Regions from separate parts of the Homo sapiens genome. Here region 2 is linked to region 1. Evidence: chromatin loops called from intact Hi-C (ENCODE). Cell type or tissue: B cell. All regions are shown on one strand. Each heading gives the region's core, and the rest is flanking DNA. Links, peaks and the distances in the headings are about the cores only.

What was found. Peaks named below come from ENCODE experiments on the same cell type or tissue, not always from the same donor. Only the 100,000 strongest peaks of a DNase experiment are listed, where the experiment ranks them.
Region 2: a loop joins it to region 1, with 8 times the contacts of the local background. A loop is called at or near these places in 15 of 110 quality-filtered maps.

The regions. Positions count from the first base shown.
Region 1 is chr12:31,395,239-31,410,883 of GRCh38, forward strand. DENND5B (DENN domain containing 5B) reads right to left here. Exons shown (of 21, transcript NM_144973.4): 14 at 14,025-14,146; 15 at 7,260-7,405; 16 at 4,416-4,534; 17 at 2,937-3,124. It also overlaps the pseudogene RNU6-618P. Among named protein-coding and RNA genes, the nearest start is that of LINC02387, 34 kb to the left of the region's middle. RefSeq lists enhancers at 9,873-10,012, 10,893-11,062. In B cell, for the core only: a CTCF peak has its summit at 8,080 (motif pointing right); a DNase peak (open chromatin) is centred at 8,073; H3K27ac peaks cover 325 bases.
Region 2 is chr12:31,585,923-31,601,567 of GRCh38, forward strand. DENND5B (DENN domain containing 5B) reads right to left here and starts at 5,214. Exons shown (of 21, transcript NM_144973.4): 1 at 4,784-5,214. The coding sequence starts at 4,910. It overlaps DENND5B-AS1 (DENND5B antisense RNA 1), which reads left to right and starts at 4,001. Exons shown (of 3, transcript NR_046909.1): 1 at 4,001-4,197. It also overlaps the pseudogene RNU5F-4P and the pseudogene RPL31P50. RefSeq lists enhancers at 3,735-3,814, 5,795-6,024 and silencers at 4,245-4,584, 4,735-5,004, 5,075-5,364. In B cell, for the core only: no CTCF peak of the experiment used is centred there; DNase peaks (open chromatin) are centred at 3,969, 4,639, 5,139, 5,679 and 1 weaker place; H3K4me3 peaks cover 2,523 bases; H3K27ac peaks cover 2,710 bases.

The DNA of each region.
Region 1 (15,645 bases), core at 6,038-11,037:
CCTACTAGCAATGCATGAGCTTTCTGTTACTCCACATCCTCACCAATATTTGTTGCTATAAGTGCTTTAAATTGGTTGGGCACAGTGGCTCACGCCTGCAATCCCAGCACTCTGGGAGGTCAAGGTGGGAGGATCACCTGAGGTCAGGAGTTCAACACCAGCCTGGCCAACATGGTGAAACCCCGTCTCTACCCAAAATACAAAATTAGCCTCACGTGGCAGTGCATGCCCGTAATCCCAGCTATTTGGGAGGCTGAGGCAGGAGAATCGCTTGAACCTGGGAAGCGGAGGTTGCAGTGAGATGAGACCGCACCACTGCACTCCAGCATGGCCAACAAGAGCGAAAACTCAGTCAAAACAAAACAAAACAAAACAAAAAAACAAAAAAACTGCACTCATAGTTAATACACAATCATGTGCTAGCAAATGGATAGAGACTAATAGAAGAATCTAGGGAAACTGCTTTGTTAATAAACTAAGGACCTATTAGGTACCTTTGTTATTCTACTTGTGGTTATAATCTATAGATAAAAAGCCCCTTCACTGATAAACTTCTGTGATTTTTCCCTAAATACCGCCTCTATATTCATGTTCTGTGGCTGCCTTCTGTGGCTGCTGTAATAGACTCACAAAACTTGGTGGCTTGAGTGACAGAAATACATTTTGTTGCAGGCCAGAAGTCAAAATTTAGTTATCACTGGGCCAAAAAAAAAAAAAAAAAAAAAGCAAGGTGTCAGCAGGGCTGTATTCCCTTGAAATTCTAGGGGAAAATCCCTTCCTTGCCTCTTTTAGCTTCTGGTGGCTGTTGGCATTCCTTGTTTTTTTTTTTTTTTTTTTTTTGAGACGGAGTCTCACTCTGTTGCCCAGGCTGTAGTGCATGTAGTGCAGTGGCACGATATTGGCTTACTGCAACCTCCACCTCTCAGGTTCAAGCAATTCTCCTGTCTCAGCCTCCCAAGTAGCTAGGATTACAGGTGCACACTACCATGCCCAGCTAATTTTTGTATTTTTAGTAGAGACGGGGTTTCGCCATGTTGGTCAGGCTGGTCTTGAACTCCTGACCTCAGGTGATCCACCCACCTCAGCATAATGCCTGGCCAGCATTTGTTGTTGTTGTTGTTGTTTTTTTTTTTTTTTTTAAAGACAGAGTCATGCTTGTTTCGGCAGCACATATACTAAAAAACTGGAACAATACAGAGAAGATTATTAGCATGGCCCCTGCACGAGGATGGCAAGCAAATTGGTGAAGCATTCCATATTTTTCTCAATACTTGAATGTGGAACATATGCACAGGGGAAGGAAATAACATTGCACTTTATAAACACTGTATTGTAAGTGGAAAATGCAATGTTTTAAATAAAACTATTTAAAATTGGCACCAAAAACCCCCCCAAAAAAGACAGAGTGTCACTCTGTCACTCAAGCTGGAATACAGTGGCATGAGCTCGGCTCACTGCAACCTCACCTCTACCTCCTGGGTTCAAGCAATCCTCATGCCTCAGCCTCCTGAGGAGCTGGGATTACAGGCATGCACCACATGCCTGGTTAATTTTTGTTTTTTTAGTAGAGACGGGGTTTTGCTATGTTGGCCAGGTTGGCCTCAAACTCCTGATCTCAAGTGATCTGCCCACTTCGGCCTCCCAAAGTGTTGGGAAAGAATACATATGATGGCATTTAGGGTCCACGTAGATGTGATCCAGGACAATCTCCTATTTCAAGATCCCTATCACATCTGCAAAAATCCTTTTTCCAAATAAGGCAATATTTACAGATTCTAGAGGTTAGAATTTTATATTTTTGGGAGACATTATTTAGTCTATTAAAGCCTACATTAGTAATTTAGTCTATTAAAGCCTACATTAGTATAAATTAGAAGTTTACTATATTACTAAAAATGACACATGAACATAGTATAATATTCATAAAATTCACTCCTTTATAGTATTTTGTTTCATCCTTACTATAGGAAGAAAGTTGGGACAGAAGGGGTAGAAGGAAATTTTAATCTCTTAGAATAAGAGACACTGGGGCGGGCGTGGTGGCTCATGCCTCTAATCCCAGCACTTTCAGAAGCTAAGGCGGGTGGATCTCAAGGTCAAGAGATTGAGACCAGCCTGGCCAACATGGGGAAACCTTGTCTCTACCAAAAATATAAAAAATTAGCCAGATGTGGTGGCGGGCACCTGTAATCCCAGCTACTTGGGAGGCTGAGGCAGGAGAATCGTTTGAACCCGGGAGGCGGGGGTTGCAGTGAGCTGAGATCGCACCACTGCACTCCAGCCTGGGTGACAGAGTGAGATTCCATCTCACAAAAAAAAAAAAAAAAAAAAAAAAGGCTAGATATGGCTATCTGGGAGTACTGTAATATATAACTATTATTATTTCTCTTTTAAGTTTCAGGCAAGGCCAGGTCTGGTGGCACACGCCTGTAATGCCAGCACTTTGGGAGGCTGAGGCAGGCAGATCGCTTGAGCTCAGAAGTTCAAGACCAGCCTGGGCAACATGGCGAAAGGCAGTCTATAAAAAATACAAAAATTAGCCAGGTGTGATGTTGTGTGCCTGTAGTCCCAGCTACTTGGAAAGCTGAGGTGGGAGGATCATTTGAACCCGGGAAGCAGAGGCTGCAGTGAGCTGAGACTGTGCCACTGCATTCTAGCCTGGGTAACAGAGTGAAACCTTGTCTCAAAAAATAAAAGTTTCAGGTAAAATATTTACTCATATTTCCACAGCTTAATAAAAACAGAGCATGCAAGTTTTTTAAAAAATTAGATTTTAACATCTAAACTCTTCCGGCTTTTGAATATTTATGAATTTTCCTCAACTTTCTTCTTTTTAAAATCTCCTCACTACATTCATTAACACAACTGTTTTCTATCAAATGGTCACATGAAGCCTACATCATAGGAGCACATAAGAAAAATTTAAATAAATTTACTGTTGTTTTTTCCTGTCAGTGAAGTGATGCTCAATCTCCTAGCCGTGGTGGGTGACTTCTGCTGGGGTGGAGTCCGACACTGCTTTACTAGATCTTCATCTGATGCTGATGTCATCAACTCTCCAATAAGAATTCTCTCCAGGCTCCCATCATCAATGCCTTTCCCCAGCCACCGCCCACATGGGAATCTGGTAGGACAGAAAACAAGTTTTTTATTTTTTATTTTTTTGAGACAGGGTTCCCGCTCAGCCCCCTGAGTAGTTGAGACTACAGGTGTGCACCACCACACCTGGCTAATTTTTGTGTTTTTTATAGAGAGGTCTCATTACATTGCCCAGGCTGGTCTTGAACTCTTGGCCTCAAGTGATCCCCCCATCTCAGTCTCTCAAAGTGTGTGGATTACAGGTGTGAGCCACTGCACCCGGTCAGAATATTTTCAAACTAGAAATTAATTTGGGAGTTCAGGCACAGAAGAAAAGAGGACAATGTTTCCATAGAGTAGTGTTGGCTGTGACTAGTGGAATCCAAGAGATCTTTTCCTCCCACTGAAATTATTTTAGGCTTCTTTTTTATTTTCTTTTTTTTCTGAGAGTTATATTAATCTTTCCAACACTTGTGGACTAAGCAATAGCAGCAAACATCTGTTGTTTTAAAAAGTTTTTTGAGGCTGGGCATGGTGGCTCATGCCTGTAATCCCAGCACTTTGGGAGGCCAAGGTGGGTGGAACACTTGAGGTTAGGAGTTTGAGACCAGCCTGGCCAACATAGCAAAACCCCATCTCTACTAAAAATACAGAAATTAGCCGGGCGTGGTGGCAGGTACCTGTAATCCCAGCTACTCGGGAGGCTGAAGCACGAGAACTGCTTGAACCTGGGAGGCAGAGGTTGCAGTGAGCCGAGATTGCGCCATTGCACTCCAGCCTGGGCAACAAGAGTGAAACTCTGTCTCAGCCCAAAAAAAAAAAAAAAAAAGAGAGAGAAAGAAAAAAAAAAGTTTTTTGGGGGGCAATTTTGTATGACATAAACAAAAAAAAAATTGCCCCCCTCACCTGGAAAAAAAAACCCTAAAATTCAGAAGGCAGTGGAAGAGTTCAAACAATTCTTTTTTTTTTTTTTTTTTTTTGAGATGGAGTTTCACCTTGTTGCCCAGGCTGGAGTGCAACGGTGCAATCTCGGTTCACTGAAATCTCCCCCTCCCGGGTTCAAGCGATTCTCCTGCCTCAGCCTCCCAAGTAGCTGGGATTACAAGCGTACACCACCATGCCCTGCTAATTTTTTTTTATTTAGTAGAGATGGGGTTTCACCATGTTGGTCAGGCTGGTCTCAAACTCCTGACCTCAGGTGATCCACCCGCCTTGGCCTCTCAAAGTGCTGGGATTATAGGTGTGAGCCACTGTGCCTGGCCTACAATTCTTAAACCTTTTCTTACCTGAAGAGTCTTAAAACAAAGAATTCTGAGTTCCCAAGGCCATTTACTTACCTGTATGTATGTCCTGTGATTTCATTTCTGACCATGACACAATCCACTAGCCATTTGGCTAACAGTCCTGAGTTATCGTGACCAATCTGAACAGTGGTCAGCTTCCCCAAGTTCTGGCACTGTAGGGACAGGACCTTAGGTTATTTAGTACCCAATCCCATCCTGTTACATCTCAGCTTTACAGGTACTTTGGTTCCGTCTAATTTAACAACTGCAGAGACAAACCCTGCATAATGTATTCAGCTATGCACTAGAGAAATATATTCACATATATTCCTTGCTCTCAGGGAGCTCCCACATAATGAGATAGGAGACATATGGACATTAACTACCAAATGAGGGGCACTGCACACAGTGCTAGATTAGAGATGTAAAAAGTGCTAGAAGAACGCTGGGGAAGGAACAGTTACTTCTACTTGGGGAACCCACAAACAACACAGACAGTGACTTGTGCCTTGAAGGGTAAGAATAATTTCTAAAAACAGGAAAAAGATGCTATTTAGATTTTGTTACAAAGAGGTCAAGAAAACAATTATAGATTTTAAAAATCACTGACACTGATATTCTTTTCTTTTTTAGAAAATTTTTTGTGGGTACACAGTAGGTATATATATTTATAGGGTACATGAGATGTTGATATTTTTCTGTTCCAATAAGATACTAAGGCAGAACTGACCTCAGACCTCATATACTAGAAGTCTTTGAAGCTATTTTTTAAAAGGCATAGTTATCAATAAGTTATCTTCACTGGTCCTTTGTGGACAAGTACAAAATAAAGCAATGATAATAGGAATAGCAAAAATGAATACTAATTAAATTCTGACTTCTAAAATCTGATAATGAAAAGATCACTGACCCCAACAATGTGCTGGATGACAACATCAGAATTGTAAGTTCTTTTTTTTGGTTAATTTTAATTTTTAATTTTTATGGGTACCTAGTAGATGTGTATATTTATGGATTAATTGAGATATTTTGATATAGGCATGCAATGCCTAATAACTGTATCAGGGTAAATGGGGTGTCTGTCACCTCAAACATTTATCATTTGTGTGACAATCCAATTATACTTTTAGTTATTTTAAAATGTACAGTTAAATTATTGTTGACTATAGTCACCCTGCTGTGCTAGCAAATACTAGGTCTTATTCACTCTATTTTTTTGTACCCATTAGAGCTACGAGTTTTTTTTTTTTGTTTTTTTTTTAGACAGAGTTTCGCTCTCGTTGCCCAGGCTGGAGTGCAATGGTGCAATCTCCGCTCACCACAACCTCCGCCTCCCGGATTCAAGCGATTCTCCTGCCTCAGCCTCCCGAGAAGCTGGGATTACAGGCATGTGCCACCATGCCCGGCTAATTTTTGTGTTTTTAGTAGAGAGGGGGTTTCTTCATTTTGGTCAGGCTGGCCTCAGACTCCCGACCTCAGGTGATCCGCCTGCCTCGGCCTCCCAAAGTGCTGGGATTACAGGCGTGAGCCACTGGCCCGGCCAGAGCTACGAGTTCTTAAAGCACTTTATTCTTTGTATCTCAGTGAGAAGGCATCACCATGCTCTAACTTAGGGATGATGGCATCTTGAATTAGTTGTGCAGCAGAGATGGAAAGAAGTAGGTAGACATGAGAGAGACAGCTTAGAAATGGCAATGATGGGGGTTTTAATGTACTTTCATTATTGTTAGATGAAGAAAAGCCAAGGGTTTTAATATTTTATATACAGGTGGCTTTGAGTCTACTGCATGGATAAGGCCAAACTGGGCTCCTGGGGGCGGGAGGGCATCATGACTCTAAGTGGAAACTGCTATTTCGAGACCCCAAGGAACATGAGAATGGGACATTCAGTTCGTACCATTTCCTTCCTCAAACACAACAATTATTTGTCCTCTTCCTCCACCAAGATCAACCTGTGTACAGGCTTAACCCCATGGAACTATTTCACCAAGTAAGACTGAAAATTGACTACAATATTAAAAGGTGGCTGTTTGTTTTGTTTTGTTTTTTGAGACACAGTCTCACTCTGTCACCCAGGCTGGAGTGCAGTGGCACAATCCTGGCTCACTGCAACCTCTGTCTCCTGGGCTCAAGTGACCTCAGCCTTGCAAGTACCCAGACTACAGGTGCATGCCACCATGCCCAGCTAATTTTTGTATTTTTTGTAGAGATGGAGTCTCACCATGTTGCCCAGGCTGGTCGTCTCAAACTCCTGGGCTCAAGCAATCTGCTCACCTTGGTCTCCCAAAGTGTTGAGATTATAGGCATGAGTCACTGCGCCTGGCCAAAAGGCATTTTTATAGAATCATTCTATAAATGTCACCATGTGGTCTAAAACCAGTAAGCAGATGCTTGAACCCAGGAGGTGGAGGTTGCAACGAGTGAAGATCACACCACTGCACAGCCTGGGCGAAAGAGCAAGATTCCGTCTCAAAAAAAAAAAAAAAAAAATCCATAAGCATGAATATCAGCTCTCCTGTCCTTTTGCCAAAGGATGACCAGGTTTGGGCAGAAAACATTTTACAGTAGGGAGGAGAACCACCGCGGGGAAAACATTTATTTGAATATTTCCTGCTTGCTAGAATCTGTGCTAGACCCTGAAAATAGTAGGAGAAGACCTAGAAAGCCCCAAAGCACATCATTACAAGTGAAAAATAGAGCTTAACAATGAAAATGCAAAACAAATTAGTATATAAGCTGCTTAAGACAACTTTAGACATATAATCACAAAAATGATCCTGCACGCTTTGAGTGTTCCTCTATTTTATTTGATTCAAGGAAAAATGAAAAAGCCAGACAGAATCATCTGTAAAACTACACGTGATACATTCTTCTAGGAAAGGTATTAGCTGAACCTACCTCAAAGGTCATTTCGAGGAGGTTTTTGGGAATCTGCATTACTCCTGTGTCTCCCAGCTCTCCTGATACACAGATCCAAGGGTTTGATGTGATTATTGCATTGCTCAGCTTTTTGATTGGGATGATCACTGACCTATACGGAATCACTGAAAGAAAAATGCAGAAATTAATTAAAAAGCGGGAATAAAATTCTCCTTATAACAAAACATATATTAAGAACTCTTGTTGGTTTTCATTGATAATTTGCTTTTTATGAGCTATCAAGATGTACTTATACGAAAAGTTGAGATCATAACCTTTCAGTCTAGAAAGATGAGATCTAGTTTGCAAACCAGAAGTCTCAATACTCGTAGCAGTGGTTTTCACAGCATGTATATCATCATGTATGTATGATGCATATATCAACATTAAACGTATGAACAATCTCAAGCATTAGCACGAGAATACCTAAAGATGTGAACACTGACTGTGTATATTGTGTTTTCATTGCTTAAATTTTCTTAAAAATTAATTTTGTAACAAAATTGAATAGAAATGAACATGATTACTGATATGGTTTTATATAAAAAGAGGGGTGGATGACTTCTTGGACAGTATTGAGTTTCTTGGGCAATGCTTTAAAGCACTGCATTTCAGAACTTTCCTGTCCCAAGTTTACAGAACAATATGCAAAAACCACAAATAATAAACAATGGAACCTCCACTCTGGACATATCGTGAAGTCTATAAACCACAACTTTGAAAGCTATTAAGGTGACTCACACGCAAGAGGAGCCCAGGGAGGCTCTTCCACAGACAGACCACTAGATGTCACTGCCCTATCACTGTCCTTTGCTCAAATGTGGAAGCACGAGAGGTTAGATGTTATGCATGTCCTCCCTTCTTTTTTTTTCTTTTTTTTTTTTGCCAACATGGCAAAACCCCGTCTCTACTAACAGTACAAAAATTAGCCGGGTGTGGTGGCAGGCGCCTGAAATCCCAGCTACTTGGGAAGCTCAGGCAGGAGAATCACTTGAACCCGGGAGGCAGAGGTTGCAGTGAGCTGAGATTGCACCACTGCATTCCAGCCTGGGCAACAGAGTGAGACTCTGCCTCAGAAAAAAAAAAGAAAGAAAAAAGAAAACGGCTGGATGTGGTGGCCTGTAATCCTAGCACTTTGGGAGGCCGAGGTGGGTGGATCACAAGGTCAGGAGCTTGAGACCAGGCTGACCAACACGGTGAAACCCCGTCTCTACTAAAAATACAAAAATTAGCCAGGTGTGGTGGCACACACCTGTAATCCCAGCTACTCAGGAGGCTGAGGCAGGAGAATCGCTTGAACCCGGGAGGCAGAGGTTGCAGCGAGCCGAGATTGTGCCATTGCACTCCAGCCTGGGCAACAGGAGTGAAACTCCATCTCCAAAAAAAAAAAAAAAAAAAAAAAAAAAGTGCAGACAGGGCCAGGCACGGGGGCTCATGTCTGTAATCCTACCTAGCACCTTGGAAGGCTGAGGTGGGCAGATCACTTGCGCTCAGGAGTTCATGACCAGCCTGGGCAACAAAGTGAGACCTTGTCTCTATACAAAATAAAAAACATAATTAGCCAGGTCTGGTGGTACACACTTGTAGTCCCAGCTACTCAGGAGGATGAGGAGGGGGGATCCCTTGAGCCAGGGAGGTCAAGGATGCAGTGAACTCTGATCCCACCACTGCACTCCAGCCTGGGCAACACAGCGAGACCCTATCTCAAAACAAAAAGGGGGCAGATGGTTTAAGCACATAAGCATTTTTGTCCATCACAGCCATACATTTCTGGTTTTTTGTTTGTTGGTTTTCTAGAGACAGGATGTAGCTCTGTCGCCCAGTCTGAAGTGCAGCAGCCCAATCAGTGTTCACTGCAGCCCTGATCTCTGGGGCTCAAGCAATCCTCCCATCTCAGCCTCCCCAGCAGTTGGGACTACAGGTGCACGCTACCACACCTGGCTAACTTTATTTATTTAGAGTTTCACTCTTGTCGCTCAGGCTGGAGTGTAGTGGCACATTCTTGGCTCACTGCAACCTCTGCCTCCTGGATTCAAGTGATTCTCCAGCCTCGGCCTCCCAAGTAGCTGGGATTACAGGCGTCTGCCACCTCGCCCAGCTAATTTTTGTACTTTTAGTAGAGAAGGGGTTTTGACATATTGGCCAGGCTGGTCTCGAACTCCTGAACTCAGGTGATCCACCGGCCTCAACCTCCCAAAGTGTTGGGATTCCAGGCATAAGCCACCGCGTCCGACCTCTAGCTTTTTTTTTTTTTTTTTGAGACAGAGTTTTGCTCTTGTGGCCCAGGCTGGAGTGCAATGGCATGATCTCGGCTCACTGCAACCTCTGCCTCCCGGGCTCAAGCGATTCTCCTGCCTCAGCCTCCTGAGTAGCTGGGATTACAACTGCACACCACCACGGCCAGCTATTTTTTGTATTTTTAGTAGAGATGCGGTTTCACCATGTTGACCAGGATGGTCTCGAACTCCTGACCTCAGGTGATCTGCTCACCTCGGCCTCCCAAAGTGCTGGGATTACAGGCATGAGCCACCGTGCCCGGCCCCTAGCTAACTTTTTAATTGTTCTTTTGTTGAGACAGCATGTCACTATTTTGCCCAGGCTAGTCTTGAACTGGACTCAAGCGATCTTTTTGCCTTGGCCTCTCAAAGTGCTGGAACTCCAGGCATGAGCCACTGCACCTGGCCTGATTGTAAAATTTTAAAGTTTTTTTTTTTTGAGACACGGTCTCGCTCTGTCACCCAGGGTAGAGTGCAGTGGCACGATCTCAAGCTTACTGCAATCTCCACCTCCTGGGCTCAAGTGATCCTCCCACCTCGGCCTCCCCAGTAGCTGGGACCAGAGGTGTGCACCACTACGCCCAGCTATTTTTTTGTAGTTTTAGTAGAGGCAGGGTTTTGCCATGTTGCCCAGGCTGGTCTCAAACTCCTAAGCTCAAGAGATCTGCCTGCCTTGGCCTCCCAAAGTGTTAAGACTACCGGCATGAGCCACCTGCCATGTATGTATGTATGTATGTATGTATGTATGTATGTATGTATGTATGTATTTTTGAGGCAGAGTTTCACTCTATCTCCCAGGCTGGAGTGCAGTGGTGCAATCTCAGCTCACTGCAACCTCTGCCGCCCGGGTTCAAGTGATTCTCCTGCCTTAGCCTCCCAAGTAGTTGGGATTACGGGGGCTTGCCACCGTGCCCAGCTAATTTTTGTACTTTTAGCAGAGACGGGGTTTTATCATCTTGGCCAGGCTGGTCTTGAACTCCTGACCACGTGATTCACCCACCAAGGCCTCCCAAAGTGCTGGGATTACAGGTGTGAGCCATCGCACCTGGCCACTATTTATTTATTTTTTGAGAAGAAGTCTTGTTCTGATGCCCAGGCTCGAGTGCAGTGGGGCGATTTCAGCTCACTGCAACCTCCGCCTCCCGGGTTCAAGCGATTCTCCTACCTCAGTCTCTGGAGTAGCTGGGATTACAGGTGTGCGCCCACCATGCCCAGCTAATTTTTGTACTTTTAGTAGAGACAGGGTTTCCCCATGTTGGCCAGGCTGGTCTTGACCTCCTGACCTCAGGTGATCCGCCACCTCGGCCTCCAAAAGTGCTAGGATTACAGGTGTGAGCCACCATGCCCAGCCATTTTTTTTTTTAAGTAGGGTAGAATCAATATTTGTTGTTATCCTTGGGATTTCTGCCCATTTGATCATAAGAGGGGGTGTTAGAAGCCCTCCGTGAAAGATCTACAAGTAGGATGAAAAACATTTACTAAAGAAGGTGCCTAGATATAGCCTCACAATATGAGCTCATGGTTCAGTGCACTCTTAGATGAGGAAAACAAATGAGATAAATGGTTCATTTCCCTAATTTTACATAAAAGACTTTCTTTATGTTAGGTGAAGAGTCTCCCTTTGTGTCCTTTTATTTTGGCTTTAGGATAGGAAAATGTCAGAGAAAAGGCCATATATTCACGGTTTAGTAATCATCAGAATCAAATGGGTTTTGAAACTGAAAGCAGAAGAGGTTAGTGTTAAGACTTTATTTTAGGTGCCAGAGGCTTTTCTCATTTCTTGCACTGCTAAGAAAATCTGCAGAAAAAGGCATGTTTAGGGTCAGCAGTTCTGTGGCTGCAAAAGGCCCACAGATGCACAACAGTGATTTCATAGTTTAAGTATGAAAAAGCAATATGATTAAATTTAAAAATTTCTTTCATGAAGAATTCCTCAAATTGAAAGAGTTACTCAGATGAAGAGAAATCTACAGATATAAGGAGGATTTTAGGAATCCTCTACTGCTACTACTTCTTACTTATTTAGAGACAGTCTCAACCTGTCACCCAGGCTGGAGGGCAGTGGTGTGATCTTGGCTCACTGCAACCTCTGCCTCCCGGGTTCAAGTGATTCTCCCACATCAGCCTCCTGAGTAGGTGGGACTAAAGCAAGCGCCACCACGTCCGGCTAATTTTTGTATTTTTTGGTAGAGATGAGGTTTCACCATGTTGGCCACGTCAGTCTCGAACTCCTGACCTCATGTGATCCACCCGCCTTGGCCTCCCAAGGTGCTGGCATTACAGGTGTGAGCCACTGTGCCTGGCCTCTTCGATTTAATTAAATTAATTAATTAATTTATTTATTTATTTATTTTGAGACGGAGTCTCGCTCTGTCGCCCAGGCTGGAGTGCAGTGGCGCAATCTCGGCTGACTGCAACCTCCGCCTCCCGGGTTCAAGCAATTCTCCTACCTCAGCCTCCTGAGTAGCTGGGATTACAGGCGCCCACCACCACACCCAGCTAATTTTTGTATTTTTAGTAGAGACGGGGTTTCACCATGTTGGTCAGGCTGGTCTCTAACCCCTGCCCTTGTGATCCAACTGCCTTGGCCTCCCAAAGCGCTGGGATTACAGGCTTGAGCCACCGCGCCCGGCCCAATTTTAAAACTGTATATAACTTTTTAGTTTCTTACACCTGCAGTAACCTAATCAACGAATAGTAACTTGACAGGCATTACAGGATGGCCTAATCCCCATTCCAATTCCCTTTTCCTTTGTCTTCCGTTACCAGAGACTGGAAAGCCAAAACCTACACAATTCTGGCCAGTGAAATGTTAGTGATATTTATTGAGATTTTTTGGAAAATTATGTCTTTCTAGCACAGATCCTGCCCCTCCTTGGCACTCTCTCCTTCCTGCTGGAAGGTATGCTGAGAACAGCCATGTTGAAACCATGAGGTAACTAGCACACACAGAGCATGTCTAACAGGAAAAAGACAATGAGCCTGGGTCCGTGACAGCACTGCCCACTGCCTACTTTGAGACCTTTATTATGTAAGTGAAATTACTATGCTGTAAACCACTGGTTTTCAAGTTTCTGATACTTGCAGCTAAATGCAATTCCTAATTGATACAAGTAAAAATTCTCCAAAGTAAGGAAGAGGACCCACTGCAAATAAGAATTAGCAATGAAGGAAAGAATAAATGCTATCATTCGGCTTTCTATAAAAAATACATCTCTTGGACAGGCTCAGTGGCTCACACCTGTAATCCTAGCACATTGGGAGGTTGAGGCGGATGGATCACCTGAGGTCAGGAGTTTGAGACCAGCCTGGCCAACATGGTGAAACCCTGTCTCCACTAAAAACACAAAAATTAGCCGGGCATGGTGACATATGCCTATATACAGATGTGTGATTTGGGAGGCTAAGGCAGGAGAATCGCTTGATCCCAGGGGACGGAGGTTGCAGTGAGCTGAGATTCCACCACTGCACTCCAGCCTAGGTGACAGAGCCAGACACCATCTCAAAAAAACCAAAAACAATAACAACAACAAAAACAACAAAATCTCCAGGTCCAGCGTGGTGGCTCATGCCTGTAATCCCAGCACTTTGGGAGGCTGAGGCAGGTGGGTCACTTGAGGTCAGGAGTTCGAGACCAGCCTGGCCAACATGGTGAAACCCCATCTCTACTAAAAATACAAAAATTAGCCGGGTGTGGTGGGGCGTGCCTGTAATTCCAGCTACTCAGGAGGCTGAGGCACAAGAATTCCTTGAACCCAGGAGGTGGAGGCTGCGGTGAGCTGAGATCGTGCCACTGCACTCCAGCCTGGGTGATGGAGTGAGACTCTATCAAAAAAAAAAAAAAAAAAAAAAAAAAATTCTCCAATCAGCATTTCCTTCCAAAGTTGAATGATGTCCAATTGCATAAGTTTATTATTAACACACAGATACTTTGATTTTATGTGTTTTCGTTAAGATATTGAAATATTTACTTAATAAAACATTCCTTTTCTCATCTATTGTAGGTAACATTTCCTATCAAAGACTGGGTTTCTTGGGAAGAAATCTCTGAGTCAGAAATTAGCATGGACAATGCTGCTCCTGGGACCAACATGTGAGAAGGAAAGCAGGATTGGTTAAGCAAGATGTTAAGCTTCGATGCAGTCTCAATGAAATCCTCATCTATCTAACCCCCATGGTGAGCTCCGGGACAGCCCTTTGTTCAGTCATGGGATGCTGGCTGGAACTGACAGAAGGTATCATCTCCAGTGAGGTACTTTTCTTCAGTAAGGCGTTCTCTAAAGCCTGACAGCCAAGGGTTTCCTGTAGCACTCTTAGCATTTGGGGAATATCCTTTACTCCTAAACAGAGACCTGGGCGTATGTCACAATGTCACATGTACTATGGCATATCTTGCTTTAAAAAATATAAATGCTTTTATTGCATTGGTCACCTCAGTAACCCTTAACGGTCAATTCTCTAGACTTACTGATAGTGGTGAACACACTGGTGAAGCAGAAATAGTCCACAGCATTGAGAGAAAGAAGGTGGTAAAGAAACTGCTCTCTTTCTTCTTCGCAACGTAGAAAAGCATATCGCTTATAAAGCTTCCTAGGAAAGGGTAAGACAAGCACAAGACAGTAGTATCAAAGAAAAAAAAAAAAAACCAAGACAGTAGTATCATGTACTTTTCATTATGTCTTTTTTTTTTTTTTTTTTTTTTAAACAGAGTTTCTCTCTTGTTGCCCAGGCTGGAGTGCAATGGTGCAATCTCAGCTCACTGCAAACTCTGCCTCCTGGGTTCAAGTGATTCTCCTGCCTCAGCCTCATGAGTAGCTGGGATTACAGGCATGTGCCACCACGCCAGGCTAATTTTTGTATTTTTAGTAGGGATGGGGTTTCACCATGTTGGCCAGGCTGGTCTCCAACTCCTGACCTCAGGTGATCCATCTGCCTCGGCCTCCCAAAGTGCTGGGATTACAGGCATGAGCCACCATGCCCGGCCATTTTTTTTCTTTTGTTTCTTTCCCATTATGTCTTTTTTCCAGGATGGGGTCTCGCTATATTGCCCAGGCTGGTCTTGAACTCTTGGACTCAAGAAATCCTCCTGCCTCAGTCTCCCAAAATGTTGGGATTATAGGCATGAGCCACTGGGGCTGGCCCTCATTAAGCCTTGACTAAAAATAAATAGCTCCTCTTAGACAAACACCTTTAATCTTGAAAAAATAGATTCATTCTATTTCAATTCATAAAAATGGATATATAAACAGTTAATAAAACACTTTTAACCTAATAATTAAGGAAAAAATGCATCTATTTTATCTATCAAACTAATAAAGACTTAAAAGTGATGACCAGTGTTGACAAGGAAGAAATGAATGCCATTCTCACAGTTGGTGAGACTGAAAATTTCAGGAAAGCAATTCAGGTAACAATTACTTTAAACCAATCATACCCCTTGACTCATCAATTTTACTTTTAGGATTCAGTCCTAAAGAAACAGATGAAATGGGGCAAAGATTTCATTAAACACTTACATTTAAGCACTTTCCCAAGTGTTTTATAGGTATTAATACATTTAATTCTCACTCTATGAGGTAAGTCTATTAGTGCCTTTTTATTATTTATTTATTTATTTATTTTTCTTGAGATGAGGTCTCGTTCTATAACCCAGGTTGCTGGAGTGCAGCGATGCAGTAACAGCTCGCTGCAGCCTTGACCTCCTGGGCTTGAGTGTGCCTCCCACCTCAGCCTCCCAAGCTGCTGGGACCACAGGTGCACGCTACCACACTCAACTAATTTTTTATTTTTAGTAGAGATGGGGTCTCACTATATTGCCCAGGCTGGTCTTGAACTCCCAGGCTCAAGCAATCCTCCCACTTTGGCCTCTCAAAGTGCTGGGATTACAGGAGTGAGCCACCACACCCAGCCTAGTGTCATTTTACAGATGGGGAAAAGAGAGATACAGGAAAGTTAAATATTTTGTCCGAGGTCATTCAAACACTAACTAGAGAAGGCAATATTTGAACACAAGCATTCAGACTTCAGATTTTAAACTCTTCTGATACGGTGAAATGTTTATGGTACACTGTTAAGCTAATAAAAAGGAT
Region 2 (15,645 bases), core at 3,602-8,601, 190 kb after region 1:
TAAGAATATTCTGGTCATCACATAATTTGTAGACTCATGTAAACTTATATTCATTCCCTTATTAAACACTGTGTACTGTATATAAGGTACTACGAAAGAGGCAAAGTCCCTTCTCTCTTAGAGGGCTTGTATATTTATTTTACTTAATCAAGGCCTTATCATGTCCTTCATTTTCCCATTGCTCAAAAGATTGACTGCTGTAAATTAAGCCATGTGTACTCCTACAGCCAGGTCTTAAAGGAAATAAAAGCTATAAAATAAGATTTCAAAATGATGTCTGCCTTCCCTGACATCAACTAATTGCATGATTTACCTCCATTTATACCTCCTTTCTTCTACATGCAATAAAGAATCTCGTTTTGAAACCTTTTCCTTATCTTTAATATTTAAAGGGAATTTAAACATTTCTCCCAAAGGACGTTTTGTTCATGGGCAAAGTACCTCTTGAAAATATACAGTGGGTAGGAGAAGCACAAGAACTTCGATGTGGTACAGAAAGGACGACAGGTAATATGAGTATATCAGTATATACATGTGGACATCACCATAAAGTTTCTAAGTCCTCCATTTTAAAATATATTTTTATGTATATAGTTAAATTATTTTCAGCTATTAAGAGTTCTACGTATTTGAGATGAAAGAAGTCTCTTCCATTGCTGTTTAAGCTTGGTTTTACTAGGAGGGTCTAAAAACCATTTGAAGCCTTGATAAGTTTTATTATAAGGTCTTAGTCTATTTAACTGTTGTTGTCTTTGATTTCAATGTCCCACCACCTGCAGAGTGTGAATTCTAGGAATATGCGTATGTTAAGAAAGTCTATGAAGCAACTGGTAGAATTTATGTTTAATAGAAGTCAATTAAGACCTTCTAGAGGCACGGTGACAACTTGCTAAGAAAGTGTGATAAAGACAGATCAGCTCCAGCAAGGCAAAATAGAAACTTGACTATCATTAACTTTGAAATTAATGCAGCAAAACAGAAACTACCTTCTGGCTAATTTGCCTAACACAGTTTCATGATCCCCAAATGTTGCTCTACGGAAATAGTCAAGAAAATTCTTAGTTGAGAACATGATATGACATTCTCCTGTTTTCCTGCCATGTCACTATCCACACTCCTTAATCTCCTCGGTTGCCTCCTCCTCCTCATCCTCCCCACCTATGCATGCTAGAATGGCCCCAGGGCTCAATCATTTGCGTGTCCTCCTCTCTTTTCTATCTATACTCAACCCTTAAGTAATTTCATGGCTTTAAATTTATACCTACAGTCCAGATCTTCCCCCAAGAGATGTCTTGTCTATGTGACATCTCCATTTGAATGTCTAATGGACACATCAAACTTAATACATCCAAAACTGAACTGATTTCCAGTCTGATTCTCCATCAGTCTTCCTATTTCAGGAGAGAAGTTTATAATTGTTCAGCCCCAAAATCTTGGAGTCATCTTTGATCACTTCTTTGAATATGACTACCATATTCATAGAATTCATACATATTCATATAAATCATCAGCAAATCTCGTTGGGCCTACCTTCAACATCTATCTAGAATCTGAGTCCTTCCTGCTGCTTCACCAAGCCAACAACTTCTCTCACCACAAATACCTTTTTTTTTTTTTTTTTTTTTTTTTTTTTTTTTTTTTTTGAGACAGAGTCTCCCTCTGTTGCCCAGGCTGGAGTGCAGTGGCACGATCTCAGCTCACTGCAACCTCCACCTCCTGGGTTCAAGCGATTCTCCTGCCTCAGCCTCCAGAGTAACTGGGATATTACAGGCATGTGCCACCACGCCCAGCTTTTTGTATTTTCAGGTGAGATGTGGTTTCACCATATTGGCCAGGCTGGTCTTGAACTCCTGACCTCAAGTGATCCACCTGCCTCGGCCTTCCAAAGTGCTAGGATTATAGGCGTGAGCCACAGCATCCAGCCTCTCACCTCAAATACTGAAAGAGCTCCCTAACTGGTCTCTTGCCTCTACCCCTGCCCTGATATAGTCTACCCAACATGGCAGCCACAACAGTCATTTTAGAAGGCACATCAGATCTTGTCATTACTCTGCTCAAAACCTTCCAATACTTTCCCATCTCAGAGTTAAAAGCCTAAAAACTGCATGAGGCCCTATACAATCTCCCCTGCCCTTTCTCTTTGATCTTACCTACTACTCTCCCTCTCCCTCAGCTCCAGCCATACTGGACTCCTTGCTGTTACCAGCACAAACTAGTGACTGTCCCACTCAGGGTCTTCGCACTTGCTGTTTCTTCTGCGTGCAATGCTGTGCCCCCAGGTGATCCATCTGGCCTGCTTCCTCATGTCCTTCAAGGCTCTGTTCAAATGTCACCCTCCCTGTGAGGCCTTCCCTAACCATCTTATTTAAAATCACAACCCCACCATCCCACCACTCTGCTGGCATGTCCCTAAATCCACTCCCCTGCTTTATTTTTCCTCATAGCACTTATTAACATCTGGAGAACTATATACAGTCGGCACTTCACGTGGACTCCGCATCCACAGATTCAACCAAGCACAGATTGAAAATGTAGTTAGGCCTACAATGGTTGCATCTGTACTGAACATGTACAGACTTCTTTTCTTGTCATTATTCCCTAAACAATACAGTATAACAACTATTTACATAACATTACAACGTAACAGGTATTGTAAGTAATCTAGAGATGACAAAGTGTACAGGAAAATGTTCATAGGTTATATACAAATGCTACAACATTTTATTATAAGAGACTTCAGCATCCGAGGATTTTGGTGTGGGGGACACTCTAGAATCCATCCCCCATGGTTACGGAGAGATGATTGTATTTTCATTATCTCTTTACACTAGAACGTATGCTCCATGATGGCAGGGATTTCTGACTGCTTTCTTCACAGCTGTCCCCAGTGCCTAAAAAACCGACTACAGATAGATGCTTTCAAAACTGTTGGATGAATGATACTGAAATATTACAAGGCAAAATACATTATTACCTGAATACATTAAATATTATGAGAAGCAGAAATCCCAATCACCCACACTCACACAGTTTTGCAAAAAGAGACATCATAGTTTGTTTCTTAAAAATGCATTAAAGTCTAATTGATGGTTTTGTTAACATCATTCTCTCTGTGCCTAAAGAGTCCTAGGTCACACCTAAAAGGTACAGTTTTAGCTTCAGTAGGCAAACGGAAAAGAAAAATACAGGCTTTTTTCCTTTCATTAGTCATCACTGACAGAAGGCCTCCAAGTGACCCTGGTGCCACAAATGTTTAGGATCTTTAGGGAAGAAAGGAGTCTAGAAAAATAACAATATTCCTTCACCAATCTCGAGAAGAATCTCTCCAAATCTCTCTGCAGACATTTTTTCTTCATATCCTTTAACAAAGCCATTCTTAACATGTACATGAAATCTTAGTTGAAGAAACAATGTGATTACATAATTACACATACGGAAAAACTTGGTATTCTATTATCTCTCCAAATTTTTTTTTAACTAAAACTAGACTTACAGTTTTTGTTGAAAATGTTTTGTGTTTCTACCTCCGAAGAATATGAAAAAAAGAAAATGTTTTGCTCTGAAGCTGAGTTAAGAAGAAGATAGCCAAGACGTGGGTTGATGGGGACTGTATTTTAAGGCTGAACAGTTTTGTTTACTATTGTTTATTATTTAATATATTCTTCCCAGTCTCCCCACCCCCACCAAAGGAAAAGCGAAAAATTTACGTTAGTGCAATCAATAAGGAATTATTTGTCCAAAGGAAGTTGTTCTGAAAGGCTATGACCTAAGTCTTTAACACAAAGTTCAGGCGGTAGATGTCACTTCTCTCACCCATTTAACAACAACAACAAATCAAGATTCAGATCCCGCGGAGGCAAGCAGAAAGGAACAGGCGTGAAAAATGAAATCAGTTGTTTCTCCCCGGCCTCCTCTCGACACTGCGCACTCCGCTGCCCTGCCCCCGCCCATCGCCCTTTAGCGGCCCCTTTTAACGGCGTCGTTTGCCCAGCACAGCCCCGCACTGCGCCATCAAATGAGTCAAGCGGAAGGACCGGTACCCCTCCGGGAAAACCAGGCACTAACACACGGTGCACCCAACTGAATTTAAACTCGGGAACAGTGTAGGCAGTGTCAACAAAGCGCGGTGCTGGGTCCCGAGCGTCCAAAGGTCCCTGCCAGCTCCCAGACGCGGCCAAATCCACAGGATTCCAAAAGGTGACTTGGCCGGCACCGCAGAGCGGCAGGCGGCGCAGAGGGCAGAGTCCGACCGGTCCCCGCCCCGCGCTCGCTCCGCACGGCCACCGGCTCCTCCGCGGACGCTACCCCGGCGGGAGCCGAGCTGAGTCCGACTCCCCGTCTCCCGAAGAGGCCCGAAAGCCGCGTCACGTGCGGGGCCGAAACTTCGCGGCCGGGGCCGGGTGGCTGGCGGGTGGGAGGCAGGCACGGCGGTCGGGGGGCAGCCCGCGCGCCCGGTGACTCACCGGCCGCCTCCGAGTGCGGCTGCAAGCGAAGGGGCCGGCGCGCCAGGCGGGGTCCGTGCCCTTGGGGCCACCCCCGCGCCTGTTATTAATAACCCAGCGCCTGGAGGCGAAAGCCCCGGTGGGCGCAGCCGCAAAGCCCGCACGCGGAATAAATAACAATGTCATTAAATCGCGCCCGAGCGCCAGTTCGGCCAGAAAGCGGCGGGAGGGCGCCACCGGGAGCTGACTTTGTCTGGAGCCTGCACCCCGCCTCCCGCGCGTCCCCACAGCGTCCCCCGCGCCCCTGAGGGGGCTCAGCGCCGCCGCAGCCCTGGCCTTACCCGCCAGCTCGTCAGGCTCCAGCCCGCTGTCCGCGTCGATCCCGCACAGCACGAAGTAGTGCGCGAAGCGGCAGGCGGCCGGGGAGGAGCCCGAGCCCGGGCCGGGCGCCGCGCAGCTCCCGCTCATCCCGGCCGCGCTGCTCCAGGGGCCGCCGCCGCCGCCGCCCGGGAAGGCTTTCTGCGGAGGCTGCCACCACCGCTCCGGCTGTGGTCTGTGCGCCCGCCCTAGGGCGACACTGGCGCGCCCATGGCCGCGCAGCCGCCTCTCGCCGCCGCAGCCTGCCTCCTCGCTCGGCGCGGGGGAAGCGGCCGCGGGCTCGCGCGCGGCGGGTCCGGAGCCCGGCCGGGTGGGGGAGGGGCGCGGGGGGAGTGTCGGCCTGAGAGGCCCTCGCAGCCGCAGCTGCGCTCGCGAGCTGAGAGCCGCCGCGTCTGGCGCCCGCGGGTCAGCTGAGCGGCGCTCGGGCTGTGGGAGCGCGGGGCGGGCGGGGGCGCCGGGGCTCGGCGCGTGCGACGGAGAGGGGTGGGGGGCGCGCTCGCGAGGGACGGAGGCGCGCGCTTCTACCGTGCGCGCGCGCCTAGCGGGTTCGGAGGCCAAGCCTGGCGTGGGGCCGCATTCGTGCCCACTGGCCCCGGCTGCGGCATCGAGGGCGACCCTGCACACACCCCTCCTCGCCCTGGCCAGCCGATAAGAGGGCTAGCCTCAGTGTGGGGGTCTGTCTTCTAAAGGGGTTGTCACCCATCCTTATTTCTTTTAATGCAGCTTTGGGGAAGGTGAACAGCCGCTCTGAGATCATTTCGCATAACGGTCTGAACCATCGTCTTTTAAACTGTGACCTGTGTGGGGGTGCCTGTCTCACTTTAAGGTCCTCCCTTCCCCCAGCCGTCACCCCATTTACAGGCCATCCTTAGTGACTTAGTGACAAGTCAACCGTGAGGGGGAAAAAACACAACTCAATACCCACAAAGCGTTGAGACTTCTAGAAGGAGTGCAGTCACCAACCCCCGCCTTCTGTCATTTATCCTGACATTTTCCAGGTCAGTGTAAATAGCCAAGGCGCTCCAGTTCCGCAGCCCTGTACCCATCCGATGTTATCGGCTCTCCCCGCAAGTAACAATCGGAGGCTAAAGCAACAGGAATTAGACCATGAACTCTGCTCCTCCCAAAGGCACGGCTTTCTTGCCCTGCTCAGCTGTCTTTTGCCTTCTCGGAAGGAACTCGACAACCAGTTCTTTTTCCTTTGAAAGAAAACTGGCTGGGCTCAGTGGCTCACACCTGTAATTTACTCAACACTTTGGGAAGCCCAGGTAGGAAGATCACATGAGACCAGGAGTTCAAGACCAGCCTGGGCAATAGAGGGAGACTCTGTCTCCATCTAAGTAAAAAAATAACATTTATTTATTTAAAAAATAATTTTTTAAGAGACAGGGTCTCACTGTATTGACCAGGCTGCTCTCAAACTCCTGGGTTCAAGTGATCCTCCCGCCTTGGCCCCCAAATGTGCTAGGATTACAGGCATAATAAGCCACTGTGCCCGGCCATGTAAGTAAAAATAAAACTTAAAAGATAGAAAACTGAATGCAATTCATCTCCACATGGCAACCCCTTCCACACCACTCCCTGCTTTCTTCTTTGGGGATTTGGGGCATCTACCACTAGACATACAAGCAAACCTTCCAGAGAGGTTGCCTGAGAGAACCTCGATTATTTGACTGAATAATGTTCTTCCTAGAAGATACATGTGCGTGCATACCATCATTTAATGTAGCTTGTATCTTCACTTTCTTTCTTCAATTTTGAAATGAAAGAGGCTGGCCATGGTGGCTCAGGCCTGTAATCCCAGCACTTTGAGAGGCCAAGGCAGGAGGAGCATTTGAGTCCAGGAATTCAAGACCAACCTGGGCAAAATAGTGAGAGACCCTGTCTCTATAAAAATAAAATGAGGCCGGGTGCAGTGGCTCAAGCCTGTAATCCCAGTCCTTTCGGAGGCCAAGGCGAGAGGCTCACTTGAGGTCAGGAGTTTGAGACAAGCCTGGCCAACATGGTGAAACTCCGTCTCTACTAAAAAAAAAAAAAAAAAAAAAAAATCAATAAAATAATAATTAGTAAAATATAAGAAGAATTGGCCGGGTGCAGTGGCTCATGTCTGTAATCCCAGCACTTTGGGAGGCCAAGGCGGGCGGATCACGAGGTCAGGAGACCGAGACCATCTTGGCCAACATGGTGAAGCCCTGTCTCTACTAAAAATACAAAAAATTAGCCAGTGTGGTGGCACGCACGTGTGGTCCCAGCTACTCGGGAGGCTGAGGCAGGAGAATCACTTGAACCTGGGAGGCGGAGATTAGAGTGAGCCGAGATCGCGCCACTGCACTCCAGCCTGGGCAACAGAGTAAGACTGTCTCAAAAAAAATAAGAAAAGAAAAGAAAATACAAGAAGAATCAAGAAATCAGGGTGAGCCACAGTCTGGGTAATTGACCTTTAGGTCATGTTGCACCCTGTACTTCTTCAAAAACACTTGTAATGGCTTTTCTGTGTCTTCTTAGCTGTGTTGTAAACTCCACAGAGCAAGAGTTGGACTCTGTGGTTCTTCACTTTTCTGGTATCTAGCAGAACTCTGGTCCTATTTAGCCCCTCAATTTATATTTGAGTGTTGAAAGAAGAGCAGTTATCTAGGTGATAACAGGTTGTTGATTCTACCAGAAAAATATACAAACTTTAATATCTGTAACATTTTTTAAAAAATAAGTCCTGGGCTGGGCATGGTGGCTCACACCTGTAATCCGAGCACTTTGGGAGGCCGAGGCAGGTGGATCACATGAGGTCGGGAGTTCGAGACCAGCCTGATCCACATGGTGAAGCCCCGTCTGTACTAAAAATACAAAAATTAGCCAGGTGTGGTGGTGCACACCTGTAATCCCAGCTCTACTTGGGAGGCTGAGGCACGAGAATCACTTGAACCCGGGAGGCAGAGGTTGCAGTGAGCCAAGATCATGCCACTGCACTCCAGGTGACAGAGTGAGACTCTGTCTCAAAAAATAATAATAAAATAAAGATTAAAAAATAAATAAAAATAAAAATAAGCTCCACATATGCAAGGCCTCAAAACTTGGTCAGGCCAGGTACGGTGGCTCACGCCTGTAATCCCAGCACTTTGGGAGGCCGAAGGGGGCAGATCACCTGAGGTCAGGAGTTCAAGACCAGACTGGCCAACGTGGTGAAACCCTGTCTCTATTAAAAATACAAAAATTAGCCTGGCATGGTGGTGAGTGCCTGTAGTCCCAACTACTTGGGGGGCTGAGACAGAAGAATGGCTTGAACCCAAGAGGCAGAGGTTGCAGTGAGCCAAGATCGCACCACTGCACTCCAGCCTGGGCAACAGAGCAAAACTCCGTCTCAAACAAAACAAAACAAAACTTAGTCAAAAACTCAGAATTGTTCCCTTCCACGGAAATCTTTAGTAAAAGACAAAAGACGTATACGATCTGAAGAGAAACCAGAGTATGGACCTAATTGTGAACACTTTAATTACTCTTATGCAATATTGCTTTTCCTCACGTAGAAAGTACTGAAATGCATAACATTTCATTAGTAAGGAAGGAAGTGCCAGGTATCTGTTTCTCCTGTCTTCGGTGGTAACTTCTTACAGAATGTTTGTTAGATTCCAAGCGAATCAAACAAACACAGTAAAAAAACTGATTTACTGTTTGCACTAGCCAAGGCACGTCATTTTTTTTTTAAATTTGACCAGTAACTGATTTATGAGTTTGTAAGCCCCACATTAATATTTTTAAGGTGAAAAAAATTGAATCACCAACAAACAATGCATGCAATTAAAATATACTAATCTCATAAAAATAGAATTCCTAAAATCTTTCCTAAAGCTTTTAGGAAAATAGTCACACATTACAAAATTAAACACTAATTTGAAAATATCCGTATACTTTTTTAATTATCACTTCAGGATGACACTGTGTAAGTATATTCTGCATTAAGCTACAATGAAACGAAGTTGAAAGGATACTCAAGAATTAGCTATGTATCATTATATGCAGATTGTCCTCTGAAATAATGACAGAGAAGTAAATTAGCTCAGTGAACAAAAATCTGAGCAATGATCTGCTGTCTCCAAAGGACTTACTGGTAAAGCCTCAAATGGACGGCATGGCATGCTTGGGATAGCTGAGTCCTGCCACGGTCTGCGGAAGTGGAGGAATGAGAGATTGATAGCACTGCTAAGCTGGTGGCACATGGTGACTCTGACTACCAGTAAAATGTGGTCCAATGAATGTTTTGGGCTCTAAATAGTTACATTAGCAATCAATCCCTTCTTTCTTGGTTGTTTATATGTGGCTGGAGTGTGGTGGTGAAGAACGGTGTTGACAAGGATTGTCATAGCATCAAAAGAGAAAAATAACCTCTCCTCTCCTTAACACGACTTAAATATTTTGGAGAGTCCATTCTCCTCATCGTATTTGCTACTTCTCGATCCCTTACAGCCCTCTTTTTTGGGGGGGTGGCGGGTCACTCACCCAGGCTGGAGGGCAGTGGCACAATCTCGACTCACTGCAGCCTCCACCTCCCTGGCTCAAGCAATCCTCCCACCTCAGCCTCCCAAAGAGCTGGGACCACCCACAGGCATGTGCAATCACACCCAGCTAGTTTTTTGTATTTTTGGTAGAGACAGGGTTTCACCCTGTTGCCCAGGCGGGTCTCAAACCCCTGGGCTCAAACGATCCACCTGCTTCAGTCTCCCAAAGTGCTGGGATTACAGGTTTGAGCCACCTTAGAACCCTCTTTTACCCCTTGTTGTTGTTAACCACTTTTTACTAGCTAACAATTATAATAAATTTTCGTGTTCAAATTACTGGTTTCTATCTCCTGACTAATCCATAAGCCAAATGTCCATCACCAGATGAATGGAGAATTAAATTGGTATCCTCATACAAGGGAACACTACTTAGTAGTAAAGAGGAATGAACCACTGATACATGCCACAAGGTGCATGGCTGTCAAAAATATGCTAAGCAAAAGATGCCAGGCACAGAGGAGTCCATAGTGTATCCCTCTACTCATATGAAATTCTAGACTGGGCAGGAAGCAGATCAGTGGTTGCCTGGGGCCAGAGGTGATGTGGTGGGAAATTGACTGCAAAAGGGCAGGAGGGAGCTTTCCGGAGCAATGGGAAAATGTTGTACCTTGATTGTGGTAGTGCTTTCACAGACAGATATATTTGTCAAAACCCAATGTACTCTTACAGCAAATACATTTTTTTTTTTTTGAGATGGAGTCTCACTCTGTCACCCAGGTAGGAGTGTAGTGGCTCAATCTCGGCTCACTGCAACCTTTGCCTCCCGGGTTCAAGCAATTCTCCTGCCTCAGCCTCCTGAGTAGCTGGGATTACAGGTGCACGCCACCACACCCGGCTAATTTTTGTATTTTTAGTAGAGACAGGGTTTCACCGTATTGGTCAGGCTGGTCTCGAACTCCTGACCTTAGGTGATCTGTCCGCCTCAGCCTCCCAAAGTGCTGGGATTACAGGCGTGAGCCACCGCGCCTGGCTAGCAAATACATTTTAATATATATAAATTGTACCTCTTAGCTGGGCATGGTGACGTATGCCTTTGGTCCCAGCTACTTAGGAGGCTGAGATGGGAAGATCGCTTGAACCCAGGAGATGGAGGTTTTGATGAGCTGAGATTGTGCCACTGCACTCCAGCCTGGGCAACAGAGCAAGACCCTGTCAAACAAACAAACAAATAAATAAATAAATAAATAAATAAAATTGTACTCACAAATCTATTTACAAACAAAAAAGAGCCAAAAGATTTATGTCCAGTTTTTATTGCATCCTACTCATTTTCAAAAACTTTTGTAAAGTTTCAAAACTTTACATTTCCTAAAATTCTACTCATTTTGGTTGATTGACAAGGACTGATCCAAATTCTTACAAAAATTTTATTCAATTTTGGTTTTTTTTCAACCAGTATGTTTTGGGGTGGTTTGGTGTGCTGATAAAGGGGACAACCTCCAGACTCTCACTACCTGGGTTCAAATCTCACTTCTTTTAGTATCTATAAGACAATCTGCTTAATGTTACTCTAGCTTTAATTTCCTTATTTGTCCAGTGCAGATCAAAATTAAGTTATTGTGAAGTTTGAAGGAGATAATACATGTAGAGTGCTTAGCACAGTCCCTAGAACATAGAAAGTATTCAATATATGTAACTCATTGTTTCTGTGTGCCAGACACTGAGCTAGACATTTTAACATACTCTATCTCATTATTTTGATTTTTTTTTTTTTGAGACAGTTTCTCTCTCTCTGTTGCTCAGGCTGGAGTGCAGTGGTGTGATTTTCTTTTTTTGGAAGGCAGTTTTATAATTTTATTTGATATATTCGACAATCAGTGGTTAGTTCTCATCCACATTGACTGTCTGTAGATTTTTGAAAGCATAGGGATGCCATATGGGACATTCCTTAATCCTTTGGTCAAGACAGCTTTGTTAAGCCTGGTATCAGTGTGCACATCCGTAGTTCCCATGTCCTTGATGGCAAATTTCCAGATCTCGCTGAGTGCCCGAGGGGCACTCTTCTTGAAACCAACTCCATGAATGCGCTTGTGAATGTTGATGGTATATTCTCTGGTCACCAGCTCACTGATGGCAGAACTGTAATTCTTCTCACCACCCTTCTTTGCGGGAGGCATTCTGAGGGGCCCAAGTTGGAAAGGAAGAGTGCGAGGGATTGTGGGCGAAGTGCAGTGGTGTGATTATAGCTCACTGCAGCCTCCATCTTCCAGGCTCAAGTGATCCTCTCATCTCAGCCTCCCTAGGAGCTGCAGCTACAGGCACATGCCACCATGCCCAGCTAATTCTTTATTTATTTTATTTTATTTTTTGAGTCAAGGTCTCACTGTGCCACCCAGGCTGGAGTGCAGTGGCATGATCAAGGCTCACTGCAGCCTCCACCTCCTGGGTGCAAATGATCCTCCCACCTCTCAGCTCCCTGAGTACCGGGACCACAGGCACAAGCTATCATGCCCGGCTAATGTTTGTATTTTTTGTAGAGCTGGGGTTTCACCATGTTAGCCAGGCTGGTCTCCTAGCCTCAAGTGCTATGCCCGCCTCAGCCTCCCAAAGTGCTGGGATTACAGGTGTGAGCCACCCCGCCTGGCCAACTTTTTATTTTTATTTTTAATAGAGATAGGGTATCCTTACATTGCCCAGGTGTGCAATGTAAGTCTCGAACTCCTAAACTCAAATGATCCTCCTGCCTTGGCCTCCCAAAGTGGGCATGAGCCACCACGCCCAGTCATGAAAATCAGTCCAAGAGGTCTAGCACTTCTTGCGTAGCACTTCAGAATACAATAGGTCATGATCACTTTAATCAGATAGGGCCAATGGAGATATGCAGACCCTAGTTCCAGGCCCACTCAATGAGACATGATAAATACTGAGAGGGGTATAGGGGGGTTGGGGTCACTGAGCCTGTGCTGTGTTGACAAGAGAAGTTCAATGTGGCAGTCAAACTTAGCATCCAAAGTGGGCCACCATCTCTAGATGGCGTCTACACGGTCAGCAAAAGGGGCCGTAAGATTTAGTTGTTGCAAATGGTGACAGAAAGGAGCATCCAAGGCATCTGGCATTCGGAAATCCAGGCAAGCAAGGTGGCGGGGGTGGGGGGGTGGTGGCTCACACCTGTAATCCCAGCACTTTGGGAGGCCGAGGCAGGTGGAACAGCTGAGGTCAGGAGTTCAAGACCAGCCTGGCCAACATGGCGAGACCCTGTCTCTACTAAAAATACAAAATTAGCCAGGCGTGGTGGCGCACACCTATAATCCCAGCTACTTGGAAGGCTGAGGTAGGAGAATCGCCGGAACCCAGGCAGGTGAAGGTTGCAGTGAGCCGAGATTGCACCACTGTGCTCCAGCCTGGGAGACAGAGTGAGACTTTGTCTCCAAAAAGTAAAATAATATAATATAAAATTCCAGGCAAGCAGCTTCAGGAAGTCTATCATGGAATCACAGGTTCTCTCCAGTTGTAATAAGAAGTCAAGAGGATATAGTGGGTTGAATTGTGTCCCCAAAAAGGTGTGTCCAAGTCCTAATCCCTATACCTGTGAATGTGATCTTATTCAGAAATAAAATATTTGCAGATGTAATTGAGGATCTCATCTTGAGATCCTTAATGCAGTGCAATTATAGCTGAGTGGGCCCTAAACCCAATGACTGGTGTCCTTATAAGAAAAGGGAGATTTGAGATATTGAGACACACATAGGCGAAGATCATGTGAAGACAGAGACAGAGCTTGGAATGTTGTTGCCACAAGCTAAGGAGTGCCAAGCATTGCCAGCAGACACCAGAAGCTAGGAGAGAGGGATGGAATGGATTCTCCCTGGGGGTCCCCCAGAAGGAATCAGCCCTCCTGACACCTTGGTTTTAGCCTTGTGGCATCTAAAACTGTGAGAAAATTAACTTCTGTTATTTAAACCACCAAGTTTGTGGTAATTGGTTGCAGCAGCCCTAGGAAATTAATGTAGAGGGGAACCTGCAAGGGCCCAGCCTGAAAAAGGAACTAGAGACCTAGGTAGGTTACCAGAGCGGAACCCAAGATACTAGGACCGAGGGCTCCTGGAGAGAGACACTTGCATATAAGGCAGAAGCTAAATTCTAAGGACCTACGTACAATGACAAAGTCTAAATACAAAAGACGGTGACAGGACTTGGTAGAAGGTCCAAGCAGAACCCATTTGTAGCAGAAAATGGGGCAGGGATAGGCCTGAAAATCCACATCAAGTGTCCTCATCTATGGGAAGGAAAAGCTCTAAATAGACCAGAAACTGAAACAGGGTAGTGGTGTTGTTGTTGTTGTTGTTGTTGTTTTGTTGTTGTTGTTGTTTTAAAAGCAGAGACAAAGTCTCGCTATATTGCCCAGGCTGGTCTCAAACTCATGGGCTCAAGCAATCCTACCACCTCAGCCTCCCAAAGTGCTGGGATTACAGGCATGAGCCACTATACCCAGCAGGATTTGGGTTTTAAAAGGTCAATCAACAACTTCATCTTTCTTCCCTAAGATTGGAACCAATTGAGAAATAAGATATAGGATGCCAACAGATGGAGAACAGTTTCTATTATTAAATGTAGCCTCTGTTAATGCTAAAGCCGGCTGGGCACGGTGGCTCACACCTGTAATCCCAGCACTTTGGGAGGCTGAGGTGGGCAGATCACCTGAAGTCAGGAGTTCAAGACCAGACTGGCCAACATGGCAAAACCCCATCTCTACTGAAAATACAAAAATTAGCCAGGTGCAATGGCGCACACCTGTAATCCCAGCTACTCGGGAGGCTGAGGCAGAAGAATCACTTGAACCTGGGAAGCGGAGGTTGTGGTGAGTGCAGATAGCACCACTGCACTCCAGCCTGGGTGACAGAGTGGACTCTGTCTTTAAAAAAAAAAAAAAAAAAAAAAAAAAAGGTAAAGCTGATCTGAAGAAAGAGCAGGTCTGTGGCAGAGATTTGCTACATTACTTTCCATCCCTTCAATCTTTTCTTCCCGCTGACCAAACCCTGGCTCAGGCCACCGAAGGGGATATTTGAATCTGTAGAGCATCTACATTTAGTTCAGTATTGCTGTCCCATGTAAGCCCCAGGTGGGAAGGAAATAGAAGACTCTCCAATGCTTGCTAACTTTAATTAGATTAGCGCCATCCAATGGAGAAATGAAGACCATGAACTACTTTGCAAACCTAGCAGGCAGGGGAGGGGTGAAGTGGGGGCCAACAGTGTTACTGTAGTAGAAGTTCCTCTACATGGAAACGTGAGGCAAGAGGAAAGGAAGTTCCTCCCTAATAGGTGGCTGTTTAATCAGAATCCATCCCCTCCTCCTTCGTTGTGTAGTGTTCATGTCCTTCACATGGTATTGGGTTTACACCTAGCTCTAGGATGTCTTTGTGAACCTATATTCCTTTTAAGAGTTACTGACTCAGGGATGAACAGTTATCCTAAGCTGGCCTAATTAGGATGAGGTTCAGAACTTTTGTTTGATAGTTGGAGAAAGGAACATCCTCTTCTTACCTTGGGTGTAAATATGATATATACCGTCCCAAAATTACCAGTAGCCTTACAAGGAAAGCCAGGCCAAGGATGAAGCCAATATACAGAATGGAGCAGAGCCAAGAATATCACTGAAAAGTAGACTATATTATAAACTCTGGCTCAAATCATACAGGAAGCCTACTCAATATCTGGAATTTGTCAGTTAATGTGAGCCAATGAATTCCTTTTATTGTTTCAGCCAGTTTGAGTTATTTTCTTTAACTTTCAACTGAATGTTTACTCTCAAAATAAGGGGAATAGTCTCTAAGATCCCGTCCAGTTAAAAAAAAAAAAAAACCTTATGAATCTAAAAGGAGGCCAGGCGCGGTGGCTCACACCTGCAATCCTAGCACTTTGGAAGGCCGAGGTGGGCAGATCACGAGGTCAGGAGATCGAGACCATCCTGGCTAACACGGTGAAACCCCGTCTCTACTAAAAATGCAAAAAATTAGCCGGGCGTAGTGGCGCATGCCTGTAGTCCCAGCTACTCGGGAGGCTGAGGCAGGAGAATGGCATGAACCTGGGAGGCGGAGCTTCCAGTGAGCTGAGATCGCGCCACTGCACTCCAGCCTGGGCGACTAAGCGAGACTCCGCCTCCAAAAAAAAAAAAAAAAAAACTGAAAGGAAAGAAATATAATTCCATATTCTAGAAAAAGCCCCAGAACTAGCTCTTCTTTCTTCTTTTCTTTTTTTTGGGGGGACGGAGGCTCGGTCTGTTGTCCAGGCTGGAGTGCAGTGGCGCGATCTCGGCTCACTGCAAGTTCTGCCTCC